Linked DNA regions of Homo sapiens: region 2 is linked to region 1. A link is an interaction called in ENCODE POLR2A ChIA-PET data of the cell type or tissue named here. Cell type or tissue: K562. All regions are shown on one strand.

What was found. ChIA-PET counts read pairs that join two places held together with the same protein. Peaks named below come from ENCODE experiments on the same cell type or tissue, not always from the same donor. Only the 100,000 strongest peaks of a DNase experiment are listed, where the experiment ranks them.
Region 2: POLR2A ChIA-PET joins it to region 1 with 9 read pairs; 4 of 35 experiments call an interaction of 5 or more read pairs at or near these places.

What each region holds. Positions count from the first base shown.
Region 1 is chr22:21,001,415-21,006,414 of GRCh38, reverse strand. It overlaps THAP7 (THAP domain containing 7), which reads left to right and starts at 4,297. Exons shown (of 4, transcript NM_030573.3): 1 at 4,297-4,583. The coding sequence starts at 4,504. It overlaps THAP7-AS1 (THAP7 antisense RNA 1), which reads right to left and starts at 4,493. Exons shown (of 2, transcript NR_027051.1): 1 at 3,586-4,493. RefSeq lists silencers at 3,302-3,692, 4,334-4,443, 4,464-4,633. In K562, CTCF peaks have their summits at 4,031 and 4,231; DNase peaks (open chromatin) are centred at 2,443, 3,474, 4,244 and 4,604; H3K4me3 peaks cover 2,224 bases.
Region 2 is chr22:20,801,281-20,806,280 of GRCh38, reverse strand. PI4KA (phosphatidylinositol 4-kinase alpha) reads left to right here. Exons shown (of 55, transcript NM_058004.4): 11 at 1,116-1,307; 12 at 1,881-1,981; 13 at 2,961-3,090; 14 at 4,176-4,308. Among named protein-coding and RNA genes, the nearest start is that of SERPIND1, 30 kb to the right of the region's middle. In K562, a CTCF peak has its summit at 2,156 (motif pointing left); DNase peaks (open chromatin) are centred at 199 and 2,160.

The sequences.
Region 1 (5,000 bases):
TCTGTCGCCCAGGCTGGAGTGCAGTGGCACAATCTCAGCTCACTGCAAGCTCCGCCTCCGGGGTTCATGCCATTCTCCTGCTTCAGCCTCCCGAGTAGCTGGGACTACAGGTGCCCGCCATCGCGCCTGGCTAACGTTTTTTTTTTTTTTTTTTTTATTTTTTAGTAGAGCCGGGGTTTCACCGTGTTAGCCAGGATGGTCTTGATCTCCTGACCTAGTGATCCGCCCGCCTCGGCCTCCCAAAGTGCTGGGATTACAGGCATGAGCCACCACGCCTGACCAATTTTTTGTATTTTTAGTAGAGATGAGGTTTCACCGTGTTGGGCAGGCTGGTCTTGAACTCCTGACCTCAGTTGATCCATCCGCCTTGGCCTCCCAAAATGCTGGGATTACAGGTGTGAGCCACCGCACCCAGCCAACCATACATTCTTTAACAACCATTTGCTTTTTTTTTGTTTGTTTGTTTGAGATGGAGTCTCGCCCTGTCACCCAGGCTGGAGTACAATGGAACACACTGCAACCTCCGCCTCCCAGGTTCAAGCAATTCTCCTGTCTCAGCCTCTCAAGCAGCTGGAATTACAGGCATGCGCCACCAAGCCTGGCTAATTTTTGTATTTTTGGTAGACACAGGGTTTCACCATGTTGGCTAAGCTGGTCTCGAGCTCCTGAACTCAAGTGATCCAACCGCCTTGGCCTCCCGAAGTGCTGGAATCACAGGCGTGAGTCACTGCACCCAGCTTCGGATATGCTATTTTCGAAGAGTCTTTTCCATGCTTAAAAACATTTGGGGGCTGGACCGAGTGGCTCATGCCTGTAATCCCAACACTTTGGGAGGCTGAGGTCGGTGGATCACCTGAGCTTAGGAGTTCGAGACCAGCCTAGGCAACATGGTGAAACCTCATCTCTACCAAAAATACAAAAAATTAGCCGGGCATGATGCCACGCACTTATAGCTACTTGGAAGGCTGAGGTGGGAGGATCACTTGAGCCTAGGAGGTGGAGGTTGCAGTGAGCCAAGATTGCACCACTGCACTCCAGGCTGGGTGACCAAGTGAGACCCTCTCTCACCAAAAAAAAAAAAAAAAGCTTGAGTCCAGGAGTTCAGGATCCATTGGGGGAACATGGTGAAACCCCATCTCTACACAAAATACAAAAAATTAGCCGGGTGTGATGGCACACACCTATAGTTCCAGTTACTTGGGAGGCTGAGGTAGGAGGATCACCTGAGACTGGGAGGCAGATGTTGCAGTGAGCCATGACTGCGCCACTGCACTCCAGCCTGGGTGACAGAACAAGACCCTTAGAAAAAAAAATACGAACATTTGGGTTTTTTATTATAAAAGTACTTATGTTGGCCAGGCACAGTGTCTCACACCTGTAATCCATTGGGTGGATGGCTTGAGCCCAGGACTTTGAGACCAGCCTGGGCAACGTGGCAAAACCTGTCTCTACAAAAAATAAAAAATTAGCTGGGCATGGTGGCACATTTCCTGTAGTGCTAGCTACTCAGGAGGCTGAGACAGGAGGACTGCTTAAGCCCGGGAGGTTGAGGCTGCAGTGAGCCAAGATGGCACCATTGTACTTCACTCTAACCTGGGCGACAGAGCAAAACCCATCTCAAAAAAAAAAAAAAAAAAAAAGCTGGGTGCGGTCAGTGGCTCACGCCTATAATCCCAGCATTCTGGGAGGCCAAGGTAGGCGGATCACCGGAGGTCAGGAGTTCAAGACCAGCCTGGCCAACATGGTGAAACCCTATCTCTACTAAAAATACAAAAATTAGTCAGGCATGGTGGCGGTTGCCTGTAATTCCAGCTACTCTGGAGGCTGAGGCAGGAGAATTGCTTGAACCCAGGAGGTGGAGGTTGCAGTGAGCCGAGATTGTGCCACTGCACTCCAGCCTGAATGACAGAGCAAGACTCCATCTCAAAAAAAAAAAAAAAAAAAAAAAAAAAAAAAAAAAAAAAAAAAAAACTTGATATGGGCCGGGCGCGGTGGCTCACACCTGTAATCCCAATACTTTGGGAGGCTGATGCAGGCGGATCACTTAAAGTGGGAAAATCGCTTGAACCCAGGAGGCAGAGGTTGCAGTGAGCCAAGATCACACCACTGCACTCAAGGCTGGGTGACAGAGTGAGACCCTGTCTCAAAAACAAAACAAAACCTGATATGTGGCAAAATACTGAAAGAATGCAGAAGACTGAAAAGCTGAAGTCCTCTTCTTCCCCAGAGCTGCTTCTGTCCTTTGAAAAACATTCTGTACATATTCAAGGCATATTAATCTCTTGTTATACAGGTGATGTTGACAGTGGCCAGCAGATATGTATGTCCCTTTCCTGTAGGTGACAGACCCAATTGCTGCACACAGGTGGTCACAGTAAACAGAAAGCTGGCAGCACTCCCACTTGGAAGGGCTGATAGGCTTGGCCTTAGAGTTGTGGGAGGACACTCCCTGATCAGGGTACGAACCCTTCTCTCTGCCCCTTCCAACTCCTGTGGAGTGTGTCTGTATCTAGTTGGTGCTAACTGCTACGTGCTTGGCAGGGCAAGGCAGGGTCACCACCTCAGCAGGCGTTTGTCCTCCTCCGGCATGATGCTACCCTAGCTGCCCAAGGTTCTAGCCTGTGTATGTTATTACATGGATTTTTTTACACATAAATACATAGACTTCAACTCACTTTTCTTTTTACAAAGTATACAATATACCTTGGATGTATTTATATCCCAAGACAGGGTTCTCATTCTTTTTCATGTGTTTTACTGTATGGGTAATATGGGTAATAATTTTTTTTTTTTTCTGAGACAGAGTCTCGCTCTGTAGCCCAGGCTGGAGTGCAGTGGCGAAATCTCAGCTCACTGAAATCTCCGTCTTCCGGGCTCCATCTTACATGCCCATAATCCCAGCTACTCAGGACGCTGAGGTAGGAGAATTGCTTGAACCTGGGAGACAAAGGTTGCAGTGAGCCGAGATTGCACCACTGCACTCCAGCCTGGGCAACAGAGCTAGACCCTGTCTCAACAACAACAACAAAGAAGGAGGAGAAGGAGGAAGAAGGAGAAGAAAAGAAAAAAAAAAGTCGTCAAAGGATATTAATTGTCGATAGATAACAGATAATGCCAAAAAATATAGAAGCAATTCTTAAAACACAGTGTTGGAACTGGTCCACAGCTCTGATTTTTAATGAGCTCCCATTTCTGAGGCCAATATAAACTTCATTCTATGCTGCCCATCTCTGACAGGTGGGCATTAACTACCAGCCCCCCACGGTGGTCCCTGTGGGAGACCTGGCCAAAGTGCAGCGGGCGGTGTGCATGCTGAGCAACACCACGGCCATCACGGAGGCCTGGGCCTGCCTGGACCATAAGTTCGGCCAAGTGCGCCTTAGTGCACTGGTACGTGGGGGAGGGCATGGCAGTGGGGGAATTCTCCGAGGCCCGCGAGGATCTGGCAGCTCTGGAGGATTATGAAGATGTGGGCATGGATTCCGTGGAAGCTGAGGCTGAAGAAGGCGAAGAATAGTGAGGGGAGGGTGCGGCAGGCAACCATCCCTCTGTATTCCCCACCATAACGCTAGGAGAGCTAATTACCTATTAAAATTTCCGTATTGCAAATTAGCCGGGCGTGGTGGCGGGCGCTTGTAGTCCCAGCTACTGTGGAGGGTGAGGCAGCCGAATGGCGTGAACCCGGGAGGCGGAGTTTGCAGTGAGCCGAGATCGCGCCACTGCACTCCAGCCTGGGCGACAGAGCGAGACTCCGGTCTCAGGAAAATAATAATAAAATAAAAAATAAAATTTCTGTATTGCGATACTGTCTTTCTCCTGTGTTGTACTTTGAGAGATTCCTCCTCCAGATAACCCTCCCTGAAGTCCACCTCCCCAGTACGAGAGTGAGTGCGGGCTCTGGTTTTTGTCGGGTTCTTTCGTGCAAGCGTCCCAGGCCCCGTTTTATTTCTTCCGTCAGAGGTCATTCCGAGGCGAGCTGCCGCCCCTGCGGCTTTCGAGGCTCCCAGGACACTGCCGCTTTCCGCTCCCGGGCCGCTCCCGAACGCTGGGGCCGCTCCATCGTGCCGGGGTGTTTACGGAGAAAAGTGAGGCCTGAGCGGACGAAAGAGAAGCCCACGTGGGCGACAATACTGGTAGTCCAGGGAGCTGGGACGACGCGGGCGCGTCAGAAACTCGCACGCTCGCGCCGCTTACTAACCCAGCTAGCTAGGACCTCGCCCCGCCCCGCCCCGGTGGCGGGGGCACCTCCGGCTCTCCAGTCTCTATGGTACCAACTTCCGGCGCGCGCTACCCCTCGCGAGACTTCGGCGGCGCAGCAATGGCCAGAGCGTGAGTGCCGCTGACAGAAGTCAAGAGAATCGGCTGGGACGGGGTTGGGGCGACAACGGGCCGGGGGGGACCCGACAGGCCAGAGCCCCTTGGGGAGGAGCGGCGGCTGGAGGCGCGAGGCTCCTCCGGATGCCCGGAGAGCCGCTTGCGACTTAACTCCCGCCTCTTTCCCAGATGCCGCGTCACTGCTCCGCCGCCGGCTGCTGCACACGGGACACGCGCGAGACGCGCAACCGCGGCATCTCCTTCCACAGGTCAGCGCGCGTGCGCCGCGGGCTCACGTGCGCATGCGCTAGTTGTTGCTCGCCTCGGGTCGCAACTGCGTAGAGGCTTCGCGCCTTTCTCAGATACTGAGGAGGCTTGAACCTGTGGGTGGGAGGTGAAGCGGAACGGTCCCGGCGGGACTGAATGCAGTCGGGAAGGGGAGGACGGGAAGTCTAGCCGGCTTGGACCCGCCCCACTCTGTTACCTGCCAGATGACGCTGAGGAAACTGCTTTTCTTCTCGAGGCCTCCGTTGCCTCGTCTGTGCCCGGGCGGTGGTGCTTACCCGGCGGGGTCGCAGGGAGGTCTCGTGGCGGCGCGTGTTGGGTCTGCGTTTCCCCTCTGGGGTGCTTGGGCAGCATGAGCCCAGGGCTGTGGACAGCCTGGTGCTCACGGGTTTGTGGCTCCA
Region 2 (5,000 bases), 200 kb after region 1:
ATGCATTTTACAAAATGTTTTTCCTATGCTCTCCCCTCACACTGTTGAGTGTTCTTCGTAAGCTTAAGTTTTGATGAGCACATAATATTTTGTCAGGAAGGTATACCAAAATTTAGTAACCACTTTCCTAATCTGATTCTGAACATTCCTCAGAAGCTGAGTCATCTGGGCCACGGCAAGGGTTGAAACTCCCTAAGAAGGGGCATCAGGGATTACCCCTGCCCTCCCCACCACCCCTGCTGTGTGTTGCTGGCTGCCTTGGCTGGGCTGACTTGTGCGTGCATCATGGTGGTTCTCCTGAATTTTCCAGGCCCTGGGGATGAGAGTTTGAAAAGTCTCTCAAACTCAGGGTGAGTGCTCTGAAGATCCAGATAATTCTCTTCTCAAGGCTGCAACCAGTTTTTGCCCTTATCTGACAACCTTTTTCTTTCTTTTTTTTTTTTTTTTTGAGATGGGAGTCTCGCTCTGTCGCCCACGCTGGAATGCAGTGGCACGATCTTGGCTCACTGCAAGCTCCGCCTCCCGGGTTGACGCCATTCTCCTGCCTCAGCCTCCCGAGTAGCTGGGACTACAGGCGCCCACCACCACGCCCGGCTAATTTTTTGTATTTTTATTAGAGATGGGGTTTCACCGTGTTAGCCAGGATGGTCTCGATCTCCTGACCTCATGATCTGCCCGCCTCGGCCTCCCAAGTTGCTGAGATTACAGGCGTGAGCCACCGCGCCTGGCCCTGACAACCTCTTTCTTAAAAGAAAAAAAAATCACAGAAGTATCTCATATTGTCAGTGGAAGTAGTTCCAGCAACGATACTTCCCAATTTATATGTTTCATGTATTCAGGTTTTAGTACGTTGACTGCTTAAAACAAAGCATGGCTGTAACATCCCTGGGAAATGATCATTTCCTCTGATTGCCAGGTTGTGTGCACGTGGAGGACAGCTGTGCAATTCCTATCCAACTTCTTTCCAGTGGGCATTCTAGGACCCACAGTGGCCAGTAGCAAATGCTACTTTTCTGGGGTTTTTGTTAAAAGGGGAAGACTGTAGCCGCTGCTAGCACTGCCTGTGTTCTACTGTAGTTTTGTTCCCAGCTGTGATGCCACACTCTTTCCTACAGACCTCCCGACCTCTTTTGTGAAGGAGATCCATGATTTTGTGCTGGAGCAGTTCAACACGAGCCAGGGGGAGCTCCAGAAGATTCTACATGACGCAGACCGGATCCACAATGAGCTGAGCCCCCTCAAACTGCGCTGTCAGGCGAATGCTGCCTGTGTGGACCTCATGGTGTGGGCTGTGAAGGACGAGCAGGGTGAGACAGACTGCCTTGCCTCTCATGTGAGCTCCAGGCATGACCCAGAGGCTTTCTTGCCACAAGTTTCCCCAAACTACTTCTAGAACACTTGGCTCTGTTACCAGCACAGGCAGTTGCAGTAGGCCTCCTGGGCACGTGCAGAGTGGAGCATTAGCCCCTGCTGTGCTCTGCACGTCTGGTGTCCTGTCCTGCATGGAGGGCACTGGACCTGGGAGGATGGGGATGCCCGTGGCCTCAGGGCCTGTGTATGCTCTCTGCTGCATCTTGCTGGTTCTTTAGGCTTTTCTGTGGTGACATGGAAGCTCAGTGCCTTCAGGTGAAGTGTTTTTCTGGGGGAGGAGTAGAATGGGAAGTTTTCTGTGGAATGAACACTGCGGGGACAAGGGGGCTTAGGGCCAGCGGAGAAGAGAGAGAGAGTGTCACACACTGTGTGACCTCTCAGTATGAATAAGCCCTGCCTAAAGTATGTCTCTGGGGTTTTATTAAATTCTGTGCTTACTTGGTGGATAAGTGTGTTAGAAAGACTGGCCTGTGCTGATCACTCATCTCCTCTTCTGGTTTTGAATTAAGGTGCAGAAAACCTTTGCATCAAGCTATCTGAGAAGCTGCAGTCCAAGACGTCCAGCAAAGTCATTATTGCTCACTTGCCCCTGCTGATCTGCTGTCTGCAGGTCAGTCTCCCTGAACCCAGAGAGGCTCAGATCCCACCTGTAGGGCCTCCCTCTTGTCACGCTGTTGCTGTTCAGGCTGTGGTGGGCACACCAGCAGCGGAGACCCTGCCGGTTCTGTCTTTAGGAGCTTTAACCAGTGCGTGCTGTGCACAGTTCATCACTGAGTGTGGGCTGCCCCCTGCAGGATGCCAGGGCTTTCTGTCAGTGGCATATGGGTGCAGCTGGCTTCAGTTCTCCGTTGTTGTGAGGCTGGGGGCCATTCCCAAGGCCTGTGGGGGAAGGACTGTGGACATGTGCCATGGGGCCACGCAAGGGGATGTCTCCTGACACCCACAGTGCTAGCTCTGCTCTGCCGAGACTCTTAACCTTGTCACAATCCCACTGACTCCACACCTGCCATTGTTTAAAAATTATATTTTGTCCCTTTCTTCTTTAGTATGCTTCCAAAAGAGATGAGCACACTTTAACAATCTATATCCCCTGGCCAGGTACGGTTGCTCACTCCTGTAATCCCGATACTTTGGGAGGCAGAGGTGGGAGGATCGCTTGAGCCCAACCTGGGCAACATAGTGAGACTCCGTCTGCACAAAAAATTTAAAAAATTAGAATTAGTTAGGGATGATGGTGTGTGCCTACAGTCCCAGCTACTCAGGAGGCTGAGGTGGGAGGATTGCTTAAGCCCAGTAAGTCAAGGCTGCAGTAAGCCATGATCGTGCCACTGCACTCCAGCCTGGGCGACAGCGAGACCCTGTCTCAAAAACAAAACAAAAAAATAGTAGTTGATGTCCCCTATAGGTGGAGGAGAGTCAGCACCATCGCTTCCATCTTTTTATGTCCTGGGCAGGTGGCCTGTGGGAGCTTTGACCTTCGAAGTTTTGGGTCAGACTTGGGTACTGAAGGGTTGAGCACCTCCCTGCTCAGGGCCTACTCAGATGGTCCCATACCACAGGCCATGTGACAGGTTGATGGTGTGTTGCAGGGTTTGGGCCGCCTGTGCGAGAGGTTCCCGGTGGTGGTGCACTCTGTGACACCGTCCTTGCGAGACTTCCTGGTCATCCCGTCCCCAGTTCTGGTGAAGCTCTACAAGTACCACAGTCAGTACCACACAGGTAATAACAGACTATGTGCCCTTCAGGCCCTGAGAAAGGGGCTCTGTGACTGTGTGTGAGCCTCACACAGGTTTCATGACTGTACCTGGGTGCATTCCTTCGCCACACCTTTCCTTCTGTCTTTCCCTTTGCGTCCCCTCCAAGCTCCAGGCCTTTCTTCCCCGGCCTTCTCTCATCCTGTATTCCTGTTACACCAAAGGCCCCTTCAAGTCCTGTTTTCTTTTTGACATCTTTCACTGTGGAAGTCTGAAATGCAAATCCTGTGTGCCCCAAACACTTAGCCAGGGGCCCAGTCCCTGCTACCCCTGCGAGAATGGATTATGATGTTTCCACATATGATGAAACAATAATTAACATTAATTAATTAAACACCTGCTGTGTGCTAGTGTCTCTGATGTAGTATCACCCTCTTACCCACAGTCTCATGAAGGTGGCTGTTTTTATCTTCCCCTTCAGATGAAGACTTAAAGTCAGAGCAGTTTAAAGATTTAGCCAGGCGTGATGGCGCTCACCTGTAGTCCTAGCTACTCAGGAGGCTGAAGTTGTAGGATGGCTTGAGCCCAGGAGGTTGAGGATGCAGTGAGCTGTGATAGCGCCACTGCATTCCGGCCTGGGTGACAGAGCAAGACCCTATCTCAAAAACAAACAAAAAACAAGACTTCCCTGAACCCCGTAGTGGGGAGGGTTCTCTCAGGCTCTAAGGCCCCTGCTCCCGCAAGCATCCCTAACCCTCACCAGGCTTTGTACATATTAGTGAGGTAACTCCAAGCACAGGGCCATGCCTCAGTCGCCCTCAGAGCTGCCTTTGGTGGTTGGTCATCAGTACTTTTGAACAGTTGATTGAGAAATTGGTAGTTTTCTGTATTTATCACTTTCTAACTTGAATATTCTTCCTTTTGATTTAAACATATTATTTCCTGTTGCTCTTAGACTCTTCTCTTTCTGAAATATTTGGTCAGATGTTTTTAGAGTGATCATTTTGCTTTTATAAATGATCAGCATATTATCTTGGTTTTTGAATTACAAAGAAGGTGATGGAAAATGATAGGCCTAACTAGGTATATATTTGAATTTTTTACTTTCAGTTGCTGGCAATGATATAAAAATCAGTGTGACCAATGAGCATTCCGAGTCAACCCTGAACGTCATGTCGGGTAAGAAGAGCCAGCCCTCCATGTACGAGCAGCTCCGAGACATCGCTATTGACAACATCTGCAGGTGGGAAGCTGGGCAAGTGGCGAGTAGACAGCAGTGCTCCAGACAAGCGGGTTATTACAAAATAAGAGACATTTATACTTCTTTTTTGAGATTGAGTCTCGCTCTGTTGCCCAGGCTGGAATGCAGTGGCACAATCTCGGCTCACTGCTACCTCTGCCTCCTGGGTTCAAGCTATTTTCCTGCCTCAGCCTCCCCCGAGTAGCTGGGATTACAGGCGCCCACCACCACGCCCAGCTAATTTTTGTATTTTTAGTAGAGATGGGGTTGCACCACGTTGGCCAGGCTGGTCTCGAACTCCTGACCTCAGGTGATCCACCTGCCTTGGTCTCCCAAAGTGCTGGGATTACAGGTGTGAGCCACTGCACCCACCCCATTTATACATTTTTTTTTATACAGTCTTGCACTGTTGCCTGGGGCGGGAGTGCAATGGCGCAATCTCAGCTCACAGCAACCTCTGCCTCCTGGGTTCATGCAATTCTCCTGCCTCAGCCTCCCAGGTAGCTGGGATTACAGGCACACACCACCATTCTTGGCTAATTTTTTATATTTTTAGTAGAGATGGGATTTCACTATGTTGGCCAGACTGGTCTCAAACTTGTGACCTCGTGATCCGCCTGCCTCAGCCTCCCAAAGTGCTGGGATTACAAGCGTGAGCCACCGTGCCTGGCTGCATTTATACTTTTTTAAAGCTT